Regions from separate parts of the Mus musculus genome. Here region 2 is linked to region 1. A link is a contact called in ENCODE Hi-C or POLR2A ChIA-PET data. All regions are on one chromosome and are shown on one strand. The core of a region is the stretch at or near the end of the contact, and the rest is flanking DNA. Distances in the headings are between cores, read along the strand shown.

Region 1 (3,112 bases), core at 97-2,596:
TGCTGGTGTGTGCCTCCACCTACCTGGTTTTCCATTTCTTGTGCCATCTCTTTTTTCTAAGGAAAGTAGTCTCTCTTAGATTATCATTTTTTGGCATCCATTTTATTTTATTTTAAACGTTTTGAGAAAAGGTCTTGTTACATAGTCCTGACTGTCCTTCCTGGAACTTTGTGTAGATCAGGCTGGTCTCAGACTCACAAAGATCCATTTGCCTCTGCCTTCCAAAGAGCAGGCATTGGCAGGCGGATTTCTGAGTTCGAGGCCAGCCTGGTCTACAGTGTGAGTTCCAGGACAGCCAGGGCTACACAGAGAAACCCAGTCTCGAAAACAAACAAACAAACAAACAAACAAACAAGTATGTCCATGTAGAGTAAAATTACAGTTCTAAACAGCCTACCTCTGCTCTTTGCTTGCCTGCTATACAGTTCTCTTCCCTAGAGAGAACCACTTTTAGTATTTAAATATCCTAGAAATATTTTCTTTCTTTTTTTTCTTTTTTGAGACAGGGTTTCTCTGTATAGCCTTGACTGTCCTGGAACTCACTTTGTAGACCAGGCTGGCCTCGAACTCAGAAATCCACCTGCCTCTGCCTCCCGAGTGCTGGGATTAAAGGCATGCACCATCACGCCCAAGTTGAAATATTTTCTAATAAAGAATTATGTACATAATATTCTTAGTTTTGCTTTCTTCTTATTAACATAGACACTGTATGCATTTCTTGCACATTGTCCTTATCTGATAATAGAATACCTTGGCAATTCTCTTACCATGTAAATAGTTGTCTCTTTTCAGATGCCACACAATATGAACTTATCATTTATTTGATTTCTACTGTTGGGTATTTAGGTTGTTTTTTTGGGTGTTGGTTATTCCAAACAATGATACATCGGATACCTCTGTATGTAAAGCCATGTCTTATGTCTATATGTATAGAATAAATTCCTATAATTGAAACAGTTGGGTTAAGGTTATAAGCATTTTTAATTTTGGTAGTTGTGGCTAAGCTGCTCTTATTGGAAGCTTGACCAATTTGTTTCCACTGGCGATGAAAGCATATTTTCCTCACAAAATGTCATTGAAAAACTTTGTTGCCAATGTAAGGCTTAGACCAAATCTCTTGGAAACATAAGTTATAAACTTCGTTGTCTACTATCTAACTGACACGCTCCACTCTAAATTCGTCCAGCCCGGTGCAGAGCTATCTAAGCTCTGGCTGCGAGTCCCCTCACCTATTCCTTCCGAGCTAAGCCATCCATCTGTGGCTGAGACCCTGGAACTCACTGACCTCACAGCCTGACCTTCCACTCACAACTCCTTAGGGGCTCAGGTTCCTCCTTCCTTCCCTGGCTTTGACTTCCTGCTCAGCTGGTCGCCCGGGAAACGGTCGGCTTCCGGTCGCGAAGCGGTGGGCGGAGCCAAGATGGCTGAAGTGAAGCTTGGGATGGTAAGCGGGGAGATTCTCGGAGGCTTAGCGGCGGCCTCAGGGCGGAGCGTCGTGGCGGGGCCGGGCCAGGCGGGGCCAGGCCGGGGCGGCCAGCGGGGCTGGGGTGGCGGGGCCGGGGCGTACGCCAAGTAGTCCCTCCGGGAGGCGGCGCGGTCCAGCTCCCCGCCTGGCTGGGCGTTTGGCGAATGCTGACCTGTGTGCAGCGCTTCGTCTGTTTTGGGATTGGGCAGAGAAGAGAGGTTTTTTGGAAATGGTGTTTTTCCTACTCTTAGGATTTGAGGGTGGGCGTGAGGTGGGGGTTACTGCACCTTCATTAGGCAGTTTTTGATATCCCATAGATTGGTAATTTAATTGGATGAAGCCTGGAACCATTCAGCGCCCCTGCCCTCTCACTGCGACTGGCTTGTTTTCCCAGCTGCGATTAGATTTCGGAAAAGCCCTGTTTCAGAACTCAGCTGGTTTAAATCGTTAGTTAATTCTACAACAGCCTCTGTGAATTCAGGCTGACCCAGAAGTAACTGGCTTTTTGCATCACTCATGACCTTGCTTGTTTGTGACAGTCTTGTATGTACATGGTATTTGCACCTGTAGTTCATGTTGGCTACGGATTAGCCACCTTTAATCCCCTGACTTCTGGGATTTACAGGAGTGCGTCATCACTCCTAGCTCCTTTTTTTTGGATTGACTTATAGTTGTATGTTTATGAGGTACAGTGTGATGATACGTCGGTACAAAGTGTACTGTGTGTGATGGTCAAGTCAGGGTCATTACCATTTCCATCTCAGCATATAAACTGTTGCAAACAGTAGCCCCCACATAAGCATTTGCTTCTGTCTGTTGGTATTTGGCTCCTGTTATTGAATATTATTGAATGTTTCTCTCCATCTTTTCCCTTTCCTAACTTTTGGTGACCTCTTGTTCTACTCTCTATTTCCATGAAATCAACTTTGTTTGTTCCTTTTTGTAAAGATAGGGTTTATTTGTGTATCCCCAACTGACCTAGAACTAGAGAGTAGACTAGGCTGCCTGGGATTAAAGGTGTGTGCTACCCCGTTGAGATCAGCTTTTTTAGTTTCCACATAGGAGTGAGAACATGCTTTGGCTTTCTCTGCCAGGCATATTTTACTTAGCATAATTTTTCCACAGTACTACAGATTACACCTTATTCTTTTTCATGTCTAAATAATACATGCATACTCCTGGAGTCTAGGAATCTCTTCACAAACCACACAAACACTGATCGCAGTCAGACAGGGATAGTTTATTGAGCAGATGCCCCAGGACTGGTCAACTAGGGCCATGGTCCAGATTCGGGAACTGAACCATGACCCCAAGTTAAGATCTTACAGGGTTTTTAAGCCCCAAATCCACAAACATCTGTGCCAAATTATTTCACCAATCAGGATTTAGGGATAGGATTTCCTTAGGAACATGTTTTGTTGTGCATTTACCCTGCTCCCATTGGTTGGGGTATTCAACTGTGGCAGGAAACCTGCCTTGTCTAATATTCATGTCCTAACTTCTCTACCAGGATGGGACTTGTCTAATATTCATGTCTTAACTTGCCAACCAGGATGTCAGTTACCTGTGTACATGTCTCTTTCTGCCAAGTAGGATGTCAGTTCCCAGGGAGGTTTTGGGAACATAAACTTTACTCGACCACTACTC
Region 2 (3,178 bases), core at 153-2,652, 300 kb before region 1:
TGGATATTTCACCCGAGGTTAGTCACTACATCGAGGATGGCCCGTACTTACAAGGAGACCAGTAATTTAGCAGCCTGGAGTGACACAGGACCAGAGGCCAAACCTAAGAATATTAATAGATCACACCGGATTCCAAAACCTAGCTGCCTCCATGCACGACTGGATTTTCACTATAAGGTTCACTTTTTCCAAACTACCAGTGTCCTGGATTTGGAAAAAGTGGTCGAGCTCTTATCTTACTATGACTGGGTATTTACTGGGTCTTTATAGCCTTCAGACTAGAAGATGCCCGGCTTTTTCAAAACCAGTATGCCGGCCACCTTGTGCATGCAGCCCCATCTTCCTCATAGCACTGACTTGACAAAATCTGCTTCCCTAATTAGACCGAGCTCTGTGGGCTATGTGTGTTCTGGTAGCGTCGGGCTCCAGTTTCTGTCGGGAACGGGTATGGGTTGATCGCCCACCCTCCCCCTCGCCAGCACGTGGGAGCAGCATGACCGATTAATCAGACGCATCGCAGTACGTGCCGCCCCTCCGCCGCAGGATGGAGCGCGAGAGCAATGAGGGCCCGTGCCCACCACCAAAAATCTGCGGGCACACAAAACAGGCAGCAATAGCGGCCAACCTTTCTTGCCAGGCCACCGGGAATACAAAAGTTACGTAACTTGTAGCTGCATTACCAAGGACCGCTAGTGACTGCATCCTACCTCCATGCACCGGACCACGAGGAGTCCGCGGACGTGACTAGAATGCGGGGGGAGGGGAAAAGCTGCGAGGGGGAGGGGCGAGGATATGGAGGTTGAAAGGATGCTGCGGCGCGGACGTGACCGGATCGGAGGGGGGAGGGGCGACGAAGAGCTGCGAACACTGGCGCGGGAAGAGAACGCTGACCTGAAAGGAGGATGAACGCGGAGGCTGAATGGGGGGTGGGGGTGGGGTGAGTAGGGGAATTATTTCAAGTAGAGATTAAGAGGAGGGCACCGAATTATGAGGGCACAGAGCTAAGAGGAAGGTCGTAAGTCGTAGTGGATGTAGGAGGACGAGCATCGGAGCAGGGCGAGAACAGGGTGGCGAGGATAGCAATAGTAAGATAAGAGGCTGGAACCAGATTGAGATGGAAGAGAGAGCAGAATGAGACCGTGGGAAAGGAGCTAGCCGGCCACCCTCAATTTGGAGGATTAAGACTTGGACTCAAGTGTGGCTCCTCCCCAACCCGGAGTGGGATGCTCGATGCCTGGCGCCTGAGTCCCGCGTGGGCAGGCAGGCCTGCGTTACACACCAGTGGGCATCGGCTCTGGGGACAGATGGCTTAGGTTCTCCCCGCTCACCTCGGGCGTACTTCGGTTCCTGCTGCGATACCTAGAGCGGACGTCAGTCAAGTGAAGACGAGTCGCTGCTGTGCGGGGCTGCGCCGACTGGGCCTCAAGGTTATCACAGCTGCGGGCCGCCGCAATCCCTCCGCAGCCCCGCCCCTCGCCCAATCCGGGCTGCGGCCGGCGGCGCCCCGCCTCTCAACGGGGCGCCCGCACCTCCTGAGAGAAGCTCAGGGTAGGCGGGACAAGCAGGTTGCCCTTTTGAGGAGGACTACCTTCCGTGGCGGAAGGACATCGTAGACCAAATTTGCTCAAGGGTTATCCTGTTGACCAATGGGGAAGTGGTGAGGGAGCAAGGCCCGCCCACCGGGCCAGCGCCGCCGCCGCCACCACCACCCCTAGGTTCCCGGGCGCCACCGCCACCTGTTGCTTTAGATCGGCTACAAAATGTTCCCTTTTTGGCCTTTTGCCCAGGTCTCCCCATCTGCCCTGGCCTACCAGGGCGGTGCCCAGATTTATAGGTCCACGGACATTCCTCCAGCCCCGCCCGGAGACTCTCCACCCTCCCGGCGCCCGCCCCAGTACACCCTCTGAGGCTGAGCGGAACGGGAAGCTGGGGTGATGGGAGCAAGAGAGTGGTGGAAGGTCTGGGCTGCCTCCTAGAGGGTTCCAGACTTAGAGGCTGGGTAGGAAGAACTTAAGTCTCTCTTTGGAACGTGAGCGCGACCTCCTAATAAGGAGGGCTAGATTGGACCCATGTTAATACTTTGAGTCTCGAATCCTGCACTTTTAAAATGCCTGGACCTGGACGCAGCAAACCAATCCAAGGTAATTAGTGCAGAACTGGACCTACGTGTAGCCATTATCTATGCAGGAGTCAACACTGGTTTTTGACTCAGGCGTGTATGTATTTAAATTTGTAGTATTGGAGGCATTAACAATTTTTTCCCTACAAAGTATTTTCTAATTTCCCAACTGTTAACACTAGTCTTCATTCCGCAGAGTTTTGAAAGCAGATACAATGTTGCCACATTCTAAATGGGAAGACTGTACCTTAGGTTTTGGATTTTTTTTGGTTTTGTTTTGTTCTTTTGTTTTTCTTGGTAAAAGATGGGTGTGACCATTTCAAGCAGACACTTCTTTGTAGTTGAATCACAGGCCTTCATCCCATTTTCGGTCAGTTTTGATTAGAGGGAAGGGTAACATAAATGCAATTTGTAGTGAAATAAAGTTTTTTAGTTTCTTCTATAAGTCCCCTTGGTCCCCTTAGTTTAGGGAAGTAAATGCTTGGTTATTATGGTGGAAAGAACATGAAGTTGGGGAGGGGGAGGTTATATCTGTGGAGGAAATCATTCCTTTCTGCAAGAGAAGGGGGTAGAAGAAATGACCTCTTTGTGCCTTGGACACACACACACAAAAGAACCATAGTGTTCAACAGGGTGACAGTTATCTATCTACTCATGTTGAGGTCCACTGTGCATACTGTGCGTCAAGCAGAGTAGCTCACACCTGTAATTCCAACGCTCAAGAGGCCAAAGTCAGTCTGAGCCACACAGATCTAGGCCCACGCAGGTCAGGGTTTCGGTTATAGATTCATATTCATTCTTTTTCTCCCTCCCTCTCTCTCCTCTCCTCTTTTACACACACACAGAGGAATGCACGCACACATGCATTAATGAACTCTACCATCACCACAAATCTAGATACAAAGCTTGGTGATCTTAAGTCTGTGACCTTGACACTTAGGGACTGAGGCAGAACTCCAGGCCAATCTGGATATGGACCCAGACTGACATGAATATCCATTAAACTGGAGAATTGGTGCTAGCCAAGAATTGCTCTTCATCTGCAGGCTTCAATGATCT

Evidence for each region. Hi-C counts contacts between places; a loop is a spot of excess contacts on that map. ChIA-PET counts read pairs that join two places held with the same protein, here RNA polymerase II (POLR2A).
Region 2: POLR2A ChIA-PET joins it to region 1 with 10 read pairs in embryonic stem cell. The contact joins the promoter of Pkm here to the promoter of Bbs4 in region 1. A Hi-C loop is called at or near these places in 1 of 37 maps with a recorded cell type or tissue (v-Abl transformed pro-B cells). POLR2A ChIA-PET finds 5 or more read pairs at or near these places in 3 of 5 experiments (Patski and embryonic stem cell).

Annotation. Positions count from the first base shown.
Region 1 is chr9:59,351,742-59,354,853 of GRCm38, reverse strand. Bbs4 (Bardet-Biedl syndrome 4 (human)) reads left to right here and starts at 1,346. Exons shown (of 16, transcript NM_175325.3): 1 at 1,346-1,444. The coding sequence starts at 1,421.
Region 2 is chr9:59,654,800-59,657,977 of GRCm38, reverse strand. It overlaps Pkm (pyruvate kinase, muscle), which reads right to left and starts at 1,402. Exons shown (of 11, transcript NM_011099.4): 1 at 1,329-1,402. Gm51708 (a long non-coding RNA gene) reads left to right here and starts at 2,072. Exons shown (of 4, transcript XR_003948336.1): 1 at 2,072-2,141.